2 separate regions of the Homo sapiens genome follow, and region 1 is linked to region 2. Evidence: read pairs that join two places in POLR2A ChIA-PET (ENCODE). Cell type or tissue: OCI-LY7. All regions are shown on one strand. Links, peaks and the distances in the headings refer to the core of each region. The heading gives the core; the rest is flanking DNA.

What was found. Peaks named below come from ENCODE experiments on the same cell type or tissue, not always from the same donor. Only the 100,000 strongest peaks of a DNase experiment are listed, where the experiment ranks them.
Region 1: POLR2A ChIA-PET joins it to region 2 with 5 read pairs; 2 of 35 experiments call an interaction of 5 or more read pairs at or near these places.

What each region holds. Positions count from the first base shown.
Region 1 is chr2:226,886,026-226,890,420 of GRCh38, forward strand. The region is part of intron 5 of RHBDD1 (rhomboid domain containing 1); the gene reads left to right. Among named protein-coding and RNA genes, the nearest start is that of RHBDD1, 52 kb to the left of the region's middle. In OCI-LY7, for the core only: no CTCF peak of the experiment used is centred there; no DNase peak of the experiment used is centred there.
Region 2 is chr2:226,967,298-226,973,492 of GRCh38, forward strand. The region is part of intron 8 of RHBDD1 (rhomboid domain containing 1); the gene reads left to right. It overlaps LOC124900533 (small nucleolar RNA SNORA48), which reads right to left and starts at 1,825; the gene lies at 1,692-1,825. It also overlaps a transcript of COL4A4 not described here. RefSeq lists an enhancer at 3,202-3,271. In OCI-LY7, for the core only: a CTCF peak has its summit at 3,363; DNase peaks (open chromatin) are centred at 2,234, 3,264 and 3,964; H3K4me3 peaks cover 2,500 bases; H3K27ac peaks cover 2,500 bases.

The sequences.
Region 1 (4,395 bases), core at 34-2,533, 83 kb before region 2:
TATAAAACTTGTTTATTTATAGAATTTTCCATTTAATATTTTCAGACCAAGATTGATTGTGGGTAACTGAAACCGTGGAAAGTGAAACAGCACATAAGCGGGGACTACCATAGCACCCTATTTTTACAACCCTTAACTTATTTGTCTCTTCCAAGTTCCAGAGGGCAGGGATATTCTCTATTAGTCTTGTTCTCTGCTTATCCTCAGTGACTCAAACAGTGCTTGGTACATTGTAGTTACTCAATAAATATTTGTTGAATGAAGCCAGCGTTTGGGGTGTCTGGCCCAGCTAAAGATAAATAGCAAAATGTAAAAATAGCTGAGTTAGGGACCCAAGTCCCTAAGTTTGGAGTGGGCAGCAAGGAAAGATGTGAGATCCAAAATCTGAGCACAGAGCTAGAAGGCAAAGTGTGGGATTCAAACAAGAAAAGGGAAAACGGAGCATGTAGAAGACCTGAAAACGCGGCTGAGCAACTGGAGTAGGACAGTGGAAGCTCCTCCTGCAAGTGTTGTGCAGGACACGGTCCTGCCTCGTCTCACACAAAGATGACAAGATTAGGCTACAAAGGCAACTTCAATCTTCTCTAAAAATACAGAATTTTATAGGGCATATTCTCATCACAAGGTAATAATGACTTTAAAAACTGAACGTGAAGAAAAGGCAAAACAATAGTCATAATCACTTGAGAACTAACTCCCTAATTAAGGGGAATTTTTTTAAAAAAAGATTTTAGACATAAACATTGAGAATACTACATATCAAACCTGTGGGCTTTGGCAAACTTTTAAATGCTTTCTATTATATACCAAAAAATTTTAAAGAGTAAGTAAGCTTAGTCTTTAATTTAAAGAACTAGAAAAGGAACAAATAAATAGAGGAACATGGAACTGATCATGATAAAGGCAAATTTTAATAAACTAAAAAGGAAAAAATGATAGAATTAATAAATGAAGAGCTATATCTTTGAAAAAACAAGTAGACAAGCCTGTGGCAGGTTTAATTAAGAAAATTAGAAAAAATACTTAAAACAGTAGATTTGAAAAGATGTAGCCACAGATACGGAGGAGGCTAGGTCCACTTTGAGGATGATGTATATTTTGGGAGAGAATAACTTTTTCTGTTCTAAGACTGTTTTAAAAGAGTCGCTGTTGGTTTGGAGTTTTTAAAAGTTGTTGACTAATATTATAAAAACTTTTCTTTTTAAAAGAAAGCATCACTGAGATATGATCCAGTCAGTATTTATAATATAATTATTAAAATGTCTTTGAGTTTCTCTGATGTGTTCTAATTGCATCTGTAGTTGTAGATTTCATTCAATGAGTTCTTACCCAGAGAACATTCAATTATAGTGTCAGTTTGTTGAGGGCTTATGATCCTGTAATTTTTGAGGGAGAATTCCTCAGTGTAACTGACATTGAACAGATTTTGATGGACCAGTTAATTTTAGTTAAAGGGTGGTATAAATTCACTGCGTGATATATACCAAGTAATTTGAACTCTCAACAGAGGGTCACATTTCCTCCTCTTTCAGGCAGTTTTGTGAAGTGTGATGCACCAGTAGGTAAAAATACTTTAGGACTTGCTAATGAAAGACAGTGTGTACAGAATCTGCTTTTCTAGCACATATTTTTATAGATGTTGAAAATGCTCTTGTCAAACAGTATTTTAAAAACTGTCAGGTGTATGTGTGTTTTTCAAATGAGTTTTAAATAATTCAGTACTATGCAGGCAGCAGAAAAATGACTTTATAAACTTGCAATGCTCTTTTGTATTGAATGTGCAAGTAGAGTCTATGAATTAAAAATGAATACTATCTGATCCATCTTTTTACTAATAACCAATGTAGTGTTGATGGAAATTTATTGTTTACTAATGTTTGGTATTTTTCCATTAAAGAATAACCTTAAAGTCATTTAAACAGATACAACACGTATGCAGATGGTGAAGTAGTTTTCTAATAGAAGTCCTGTCTGGTTTATACAGCTTGATGGCCGACTCAGGGTGGCCTCCTTCCCTTTTCTTCCCTACTATGAGCTGCTGAATCGGAAGTGAGGACATGTTAGACATGGAAGATAGTTTACTTCTAGTGAGTAAGTGTTAGATTCCTTAGTGCTTGCCCATACAGCCACGTAGTTGGTGAGCAGCATTGGTGGAATATTTAAACTTCCCTCCCTAATTACACTGAGGAATTTTCCCTCAAAAGTTACAGGATCATAAGCCCTCGACAAACGGATGCTATAATTGAGTGTTCTCTGGGTAAGAACTTACTGAATAAAATCTACAACTTCAGATGTGATAGTGTTACAGAAATTAGAATAGATCAAAAATTCAGACTTTAAAAAATTGTGTATTAAATACTGTTTGGATCATGAAATCTCAGTGAGGTTTTTTTTTTTCAAAAATTCAGTTTTAATAATATTAGTTATAAACTTAAAAATCCAAACCACCAGTGACTCCTGTAAAAAAGGTCTAGAGTGTCTAATTGGGAGTGAAAACCTAAGGATCAGACTATTATGAGTCTTACCACATTTTTCATTGACTCATTTGTCCTAATTCTCATCTTTATCCTGACCTTTGTGTCTTGTTTTTTTTTTCTTTTTAAGGTGTGGCAAGGGAAAAACTTATGTTTGTGAAAAGGCTATGTGTAAAGCATAGTACTGTGTACATTTCTTTCTTTGCCAAAGGGCAGTGAAGAACTCTGGTTTTTCTAAAGGGAGACACATTTTCTTTTTTATCATTATTGTTATGTCTACAATTTGGTTTTGTTTTCCTCAATCAGGTATTTTACATGAATAACAATTGTGTTAGTCACGATCAGGAGTTATCAAATCTCTGGTCTGAGAATCTGCACGTTAGGAATTAAACAACTTCCATGGCAAGTGATTTAAGGTGTATTTGCAGGAATTGCCACAGAGAGGGTTGTAGTTGGATACAGAAAGGGTGAAAACGTGTCTGGGAACATTAAGTTCAAAGCTTTTTACCTTGCAGCAGTAATTTTAAAGATTTGCCCCAAGAAACTGTAAACGTTCATTTAAAATTCATAAATTCCACTTCAGCATCTCTGAGTGCACTGCCTGTGATTGCTATCCAGGGTCTTGAGCATGCTGACTGTGTACTGTTTAACACACATGGTTTGTCGTGGTATTTCCCATGCTGCTGGACTGACTTGTTCTGCTTATTCAGTCTGAAGGGACTCATCAGAGCTGTTGTCACCCATTCGGCTAGAGGTGGACTGCCCAAGTAATGAGAGAGGTGTTCTTTATGTGCTCTGCATTATTTCAGGGTCCTCTTCAGAGATCTTTATTTTTAACAATGGCTTGAGGTCCCCCTTTGATCAGGGTTTTATACATTTTCACGTTAGTTGCGATTGAGTTTTCTTAAAGTTCAGCTAAGAACCAACAGTAAAATAAGGGTTGAAGGGGAAAAGGATAACAAAAGATCTCAGAAAATAATAAAGGAGATTAAAACTATCTGGTGAAACAAAACCTCGTAGCAGACTTGAAGGCATGTAGTGTTTTTGGAAAAGTTTTGTTGAGGAATACAAATTAGAAATCAGTAGATTTCATTTTCTCAAAGTGTTTTGTGGGTCAAAACATATTGTTAGACTTGTGTTTCCATAAACAGTTATATGGCTTCTAGTCAGACTTTTGCTTGTTCTCATGTTCTGCATTACAGATTATAAACCCTAATTATACTTTTCCAGACATATAGATGCCGAGCAAAGGCCAGCCGAAGGTATATCCATCAGGGATGAAGTACTGGGAATGGTTTCCTTATTGAATTCTCCTTCTTTCAGCACACTTTTTTGAGTGCCACTCCCTCTTCCTCCTAGCTCTGTACTTCATAGTCCTAGGCCCTTGATTCAATTACTTTTCTAAGTATCAGTCTCTCATCTGTAAAATGAGACCAATAATAGTACCCATGTCATGGACTTGTTGGGAAAATTAAAAGATTGCACAAGACAAATGCTGAAGTCTGTGTCTGGCTGATGGGCAGGGTGCTACCATTTCCGTGTCCCTGACCCATCACCTGCAGGTACAAGGTGAGGGTTGCTAAAGCTCAAGCCAGTCAGAGCACGTCCAAGTCTTCCAGAACTGTGTAAATCATGGAATCCCCTTGAAAGTGTTTGCTGACAATTTACTGAATAAAATAACTACAGATTTTAGAGAGCCCTTTAAAAGACCTAATAAGTGAGTACTTAAAAATAGTGTGTCTGTTTTTAAAACAGTGAGATGTTTGAGTTTTGACTCACATTTTGTTTACCTGCAACGTGTCAGCCATTCTACAGGATTCTTTAGTATGTATTTTCTCTTTTAATTCTTACAATATTTTTATTATCTCCTGCACATGAGGAATGGAGCTATATCTGTTAGAAGGTTCTGGGAATTCATTCA
Region 2 (6,195 bases), core at 1,956-4,455:
GGGCTGTTAAGTACTTGTTGAATTAATAAAGAGATTATATAAATCAGCCTGAATAAAATATCTGAAGTTGAGAATTCTTTTTTTCTTTATTTTATTATTATTATACTTTAAATTTTAGGGTACATGTGCACAATGTGCAGGTTTGTTACATATGTATACATGTGCCATGTTGGTGTGCTGCACCCATTAACTCGTCATTTAACATTAGGTATATCTCCTAATGCTATCCCTCCCCCCTCCCTTATCCCACCTCTAACTTTCTGCATGTGATGGCTTTTTGGCCTTCATGATAACCTATTAGTGGAATTCCACTTTTCTGATCCGTAATTCTACAACTCGTTGTAGAAGTCATTGTTGTAGTAATTTTTCTGTCTGTAGCTTGATAAATTTTAATTGTTATAGTGGAAAGAAGGTAATTCTTAACTAGAGAAGAGTGTAGTATGTCCACACCCCCAAGAGGCATTTGCAAATGTGTGTGTGAGAGGGCTTTTGGGTTGTTGAAATGATAGGAGTCAGGGTAGAGGGGTTACAATTTTCATTCAGTGCCAGGGGCCCAGGAATGTTAAATACCCTGCAGGCACAGGACTGTCCTGTACAATGAAGAGAAACTCTGTAACCTGTTGGTAGGTGACAGTAATATTTCTTCAGTAAAATTACTTCTAAGGCCATGACTCTCTTTTGCTAGTTATATCTCTTCATGAGCATTTTGTATGAGTTTTACTTATCTCATAGGAGGGTGAAACACCCTCTGTCCTGCTCTTGCATAACATAATTTAATTCTTGCAGCAAATATTTAGTGCTGTGTAGTTTACAAAGATAGGAGACATGAGCCTACCTACAAAGAAGTTACAGTACCACCAATAAGCTGGAAATGATATAAGAGTTGTATAAACTGGAAGAACCCAGAGGGGATATTACCTGGTTTATCAGTTAAGGTTCAACCAGGAGACAAAACCAGTGGAGACATATATTAAGAGCTATTATTGCAAGGAAGTGCCTATGTGATTGTGGAGGCTGACCAGGCAAGTCCAAAATCTGTAGGGCAGGCCGTCAGGAAGGGTGAGCAGGAACTCTCAGGCACTTGGCTGAAGCTGTAGTCCACAAGCAGAATTTCTTCTTCTTCAGGGAAGTTTCAGCTCTGCTCTTAAGGCCTTTTAACCGATTGAATCAGGCTCATCCACATTATCTAAAATAATCTCCCTTAAAGTCAGCTGATTATGGACTTTAATCACATCTACCAGATGCCTTCACAGCAGCACCCTGATTAGTGTTTAATTGAATAACCTGAGATGGTGGCTTAGCCCACTTGACACACAAAAAAGAGCATCGCACTTGGAGATTGAATGTTTGCGCACTCTCTCCGAAACATGTGCCATTTGTTCTGACCCTTGAAAATGGGGAATTTTTAAGTGGGGCAGTTGGCATTCTAGAGGGGGTGACTATTAAAAATTAGCCAAAGGAAACAATAAAAGAAGCCAAGGCATGAAAGTATAATCGGTGTTTGCAGAATGGCTAGTTGTTGCTATGTGGCTTTTCCCTGAACCTCAGCTCTCAATTTCCTCATCTGAGGAGTGGGTTCAGTACTTGTCATAACTGTCCTCCAGGATGGAAGAAGATGATATTTGAGGGTGCCTTTTGGAAACAGTTAAACATTGTGAATGCTAAGGGATTTTTTTTCTTTCTTTAACCATCCATGTGTCCAAGGTATGGACCAGTCATGGACACAGGCCAAAAGCCAAGCCGGGATAAACAAGGTGTTGCTTTGTCTCTGGCTAATGTGAGATGGGCTCCACCAACCAGAAGCTACTCTTCCCATGTCAGAACACTGAGGTGTTTTATAGTCATGGTGGTGGTGGCAGTAGCATTGGTGAGAGTGTGAGGTTGGTGTGATAAAAACCGAAGGCTCGGCCGGTAACAGAGAGCCTGATTGTTGCAGACTTTGTCTAAAATTTGTGTTTTTAAGAAAAAAAAAGTGACATTCTCTTGACCTTAGTTCCTAATGGGCTAAAAGAATGAAAAACATCCCTGTATATAAGTCTGTGCCCAACTGTCACAAAGCAGCAATAGCCATTTGCTCTGGGCTAAGACAGCTCAGCCTTTTTTTTTTTTTTTTTTTTAAGGAAGTAGACCTGTTTTTGATGCTTGAGATATTAGGGGTGAAGGAGAGTCATTTATTATAAATGTGTTGAATACTTTGCCTAAATAGGGAAAGGGAGTTAAACTACATCCAAGGAAGCTGTTCCAAGTTTCTTAGGTAATGGCCATTAAGGCCAATTGACTCCGTCACCAAAGAAAGCACCAGAAAACGTGAGTCCCGTTTGACAGACTTCTTTCCTTTTCAGAACTGTGTCCTACAAACCAAACAAATCTCCCCCAATTGTTAAAGCCATATGCATTTTGAAGGAAATGTAATCCATATGTTCCTGAGTCACTTATGCCTAAGTCATTAAAAAGTTATTTTTTAAATGTGATTTCATGTTTGAAGTCATTTTAGAGTATTTTTAGTAGACTCTCATTCTTCATAATGCTAAATTTTTCTTGGTTTGTTTTCTTGTTTTATTTAAACACACTGTATATCATCTTAACACATCCTGTGGCGAGGCACAAAGGGAATCTTGAACTCAGAAGGAGGGTCTGGTGTACTGGAATAACACATTTGAGGCAGTTTCTATTTTCAGAAGTTTACAACTGTCCCCCCCCCCTTAATTTTTTATTTTATGTCCTGGGCTGCTTTTAACCTGGTCACATCGTCATCCCAGCCCTCTCCCCCCGCATTCCTTAAATGGTTGTCCATGAAGAAGAAAAGGGAAAAGAGAAAAATGACAAAGAATAAAATCACATGGCCTCCTAGGATATACTTCTGCACTGTGCTATGTGATCCTTTCTTCCCAGAATTGAATGTATTTTCCCCTTTTACCTACTATTGTTGCTAGCTGGGAGAATTAAGGTGTTTCTTAAAGTGCCAACAAAAGAGAGAAATAAAACTGAATTGAGGAGCTGTCTCCAGCTTCTCATTTTTAGGACAAACAGAAGACGGTGTCTGCTTAGAACTGAAACTAATTGAAAAATGGTTTCATTTTTTACTAAAATAAGCTTTTTTCCCCCCTTTTTAACCTTTGTCTCATGATATGAGTCTCATGATATGGACCAAGTTTTATCTGTACATGAAGCATCCTGGTTTGTGTGTGAATTTGTCCATCGTGAACATCTGTTGGCTGCCAGAGGGCACGGAAGCAGCCTTATTTTTAGGCACTGGTAGAGGTCCATTTCTCTTCTCAGGGGCTGCTCAGGCAGCAGGTGTGTAGCATCAAACATAGCGAGAGGCACTCACCACCTGGAGGAATAAAGATGTAAGGAGTTAACAATTTTACTTTTCATCTCTGCCAGCCTGTGAAATATTTTCCAATGTACTTTTTTTATTTGATTCTCAAAACTGCCTTGAGGACCATTGTTTTTGTTTGTTTTCATAAAGAAATTGAGGCTCAGGGATGCGACTTTCTTCAGTATTTCACAAGGCAATCTTGGCAGCTGGTGTGTGCCTCGGAGAGGAGGGATATCGTGCCCATCATGTGGGGACATTTGAGGACCTTCGTGGACTTTTACTTTTGAAAGCCCTGCCCCACATCATTTCAAGTGTATTAAAACATACGCAATCTCCTATCTGTCCCACAGATCCCGTGTATAATATATATCATCATATATGTGAGTTGAGTTATAAATAGTTGAGATGGTACATTTCGTAGACACTTAATTAAATGTTTACTACTTTTAATTTTATAGTTTCTGTTTCATTTTGGAACCAACTAATTATTTTGAGGTCTGGAACATTTTCATGGGCCTTTAAAAAACTCACCCTCCCTGAGTGCTGTCCCTACAGTGGCTGAAGCCGCCTCTTGCTCTCATTCACTCCTGTTTCCCTCCTCACACCTGTGGCAGAACCGAGGCAGGTGCTTACTAAATGCTTGTTGGTGAATGCCCAAGTGAGTGAGAGAAGGAATAGAAGAAGTAACAAATAAGTGAAGTACAAGTAAGTGGCAAAGTCTGGTGTCGAAGGACGTCTGAACCCTTAGCGGGCTCATTTCCTTTGCACTGTCATCACAGTGAAGCAGAACGGGCATCTTCAAGCTGTGTATCAAAGTGTGTTCCTCCCCATTTCTCATTGTTTTGTTCCAAGCCAGTTTTCTTCTCTGTTACAGCTAAGGCATGAGAAAGAATAGACTACCAGCTTATTTGACTTTTGATAAGTTCATGAAGCAGCAATAGCCACTTTCAGGTCATAATCCATTCTTTTCTCTCTGTTTAGTTGCTATAGTTTATTTTTTTGCCTTGCAAATATGGGATAAATGTGGCTACTAACATTCAAATATTCAGACAAGTTTCTTGACAAAATCAGAGAGGTGTTTTTTGCCTGTTGTTTCTTTTGGTTTGTTTTCTTTAGAATACTGGACATTTGCTCTAAGTTATCTGTCATGTAATTTGTGTGTTTTGTTGAGATATGATTTTTTTTTTAATCCAAAGGTGGATCTTTGTGGCCTTTCTTCAAAGCTCTAGAATTTGGTGGCAAGGAACTTATTGAACATGATAGAAAACTAGAGAGAAAGCAAAAGCCCACTTTTTTTTTTTTTTAATTTTACTTTCAGTTCTTGGATACATGTGCAGAACATGTAGGTTTGTTACATAGGTCACATGTGCCACGGTGGTTTGCTGCACCTGTCAGCCCGTCATCTATGTTTTAAGCCCCACGTGCATTAGGTCTTTGTCCTAATGCTTTCCATCCCCTTGCCCCCTAACTCCCAACAGGCCTTGGTGTGTGCTGTTCCACTCCCTGTATCCATGTGTTCTCATTGTTCAACTCCCACTTACGAGTGAGAACATGCGGTGTTTGGTTTTCTGTTCCTGTGTTAGTTTGCTGAGAATGATGGCTTCCAGCTTCATCCATGTCCCTGCAAAGGACATGATCTCATTCTTTTGTATGGCTGCATAGTATTCCATGGTGTATATGTGCCACATTTTCTTTATCCAGTCAATCATTGATGGAAAAAGCCCACTTCTTAAGAAAGAAACACAAAGGTGCTAAATGAGAGGAGGGAAGAGAGAGACAGGGATTACCTAAAGAGCAGAGCCATCCTCCTCTTTCTCAGCCCTGCTATGCCCCCTGGAAAAAGGGGTCTGCCCATATGAGTGGGCCTGGGAAGGCTGCTCCACCCAGTTCATCTGGACTCCCAGGGTCACTAGATGGCACCAGGGCAGACGTGGGCCACACTCAAAACCCTGCAGTGCTGCTTCATGGACGGAGCTTCTGGGTCAAGGCAGGAGCTGGAAATGGTGGAACTTGCCCTCCATCTATGAAATTTTTTGAGTCAGTCATTCAGCAAATAATGACTAGACACCTATGATAGTGACACAACAGTGAACGGCACAGACTGGTCTCTCGAGTCCAGGGGCTCTCTGCTCACACTCGGCCAAGCTCTTGCTGTTTAAGGGTGCCTTTCATGAAGTCTATTTGAAATGTTTTGGTTTCTGTCAGTTTTTGGTTGGGTTATAGGTAAGTACACAAGTTACCACATGTATTTAGAAGGCCCAATCCCTCCATTTATCAACTAAAGTTAAAGAAAGGAAGGAAGCCTGTAGCAAAAAAAAAAAAAAAACAAAAAACCATGCAGGTTCCCCCACTGCTATATGATTTTCTATATTTATGTTTTAATTTCTTGGTAGGCCTGGACTTCAAAGTAGAGATTCAGAGCCCTACCTGAGTTTGGGTTGTGCCCTGTGGCTGCCATCCTTCCTCACAGAAGTTCCTCCCTGGACTTCAGCCTCGGGGTTCTTGTTCACTTTCAGTATTTCCTTTTTGCAGTGTGTATGTGTGTGTACGGAACTATATAGTGTTGATTGTCCTTAAATGATCTTCTTCCAAACTCATCCAAACCATTTAATTTGTAGCAGGAATCCCAAAGTATATCCTTCCCAGAGAAAGAATGAGATTTGCCTGGCATCAAGTTAAGGAAATCATTACTCAAAAAAATTGTTTAAGACATTTTCCTGTGCTAGAGATGCTGGTGACCAAGAAGTGGGTGCCTGGGGGAGATGTCTGGGCTCATTATCTGGGAAAGTTGGGAAGTGAGTGTTTGCCTGTTCCTTTTTCCACTCTGTTTCCTCATTGGCTTTGCCATTTACCCAACTGCCCCCATTCTAAGA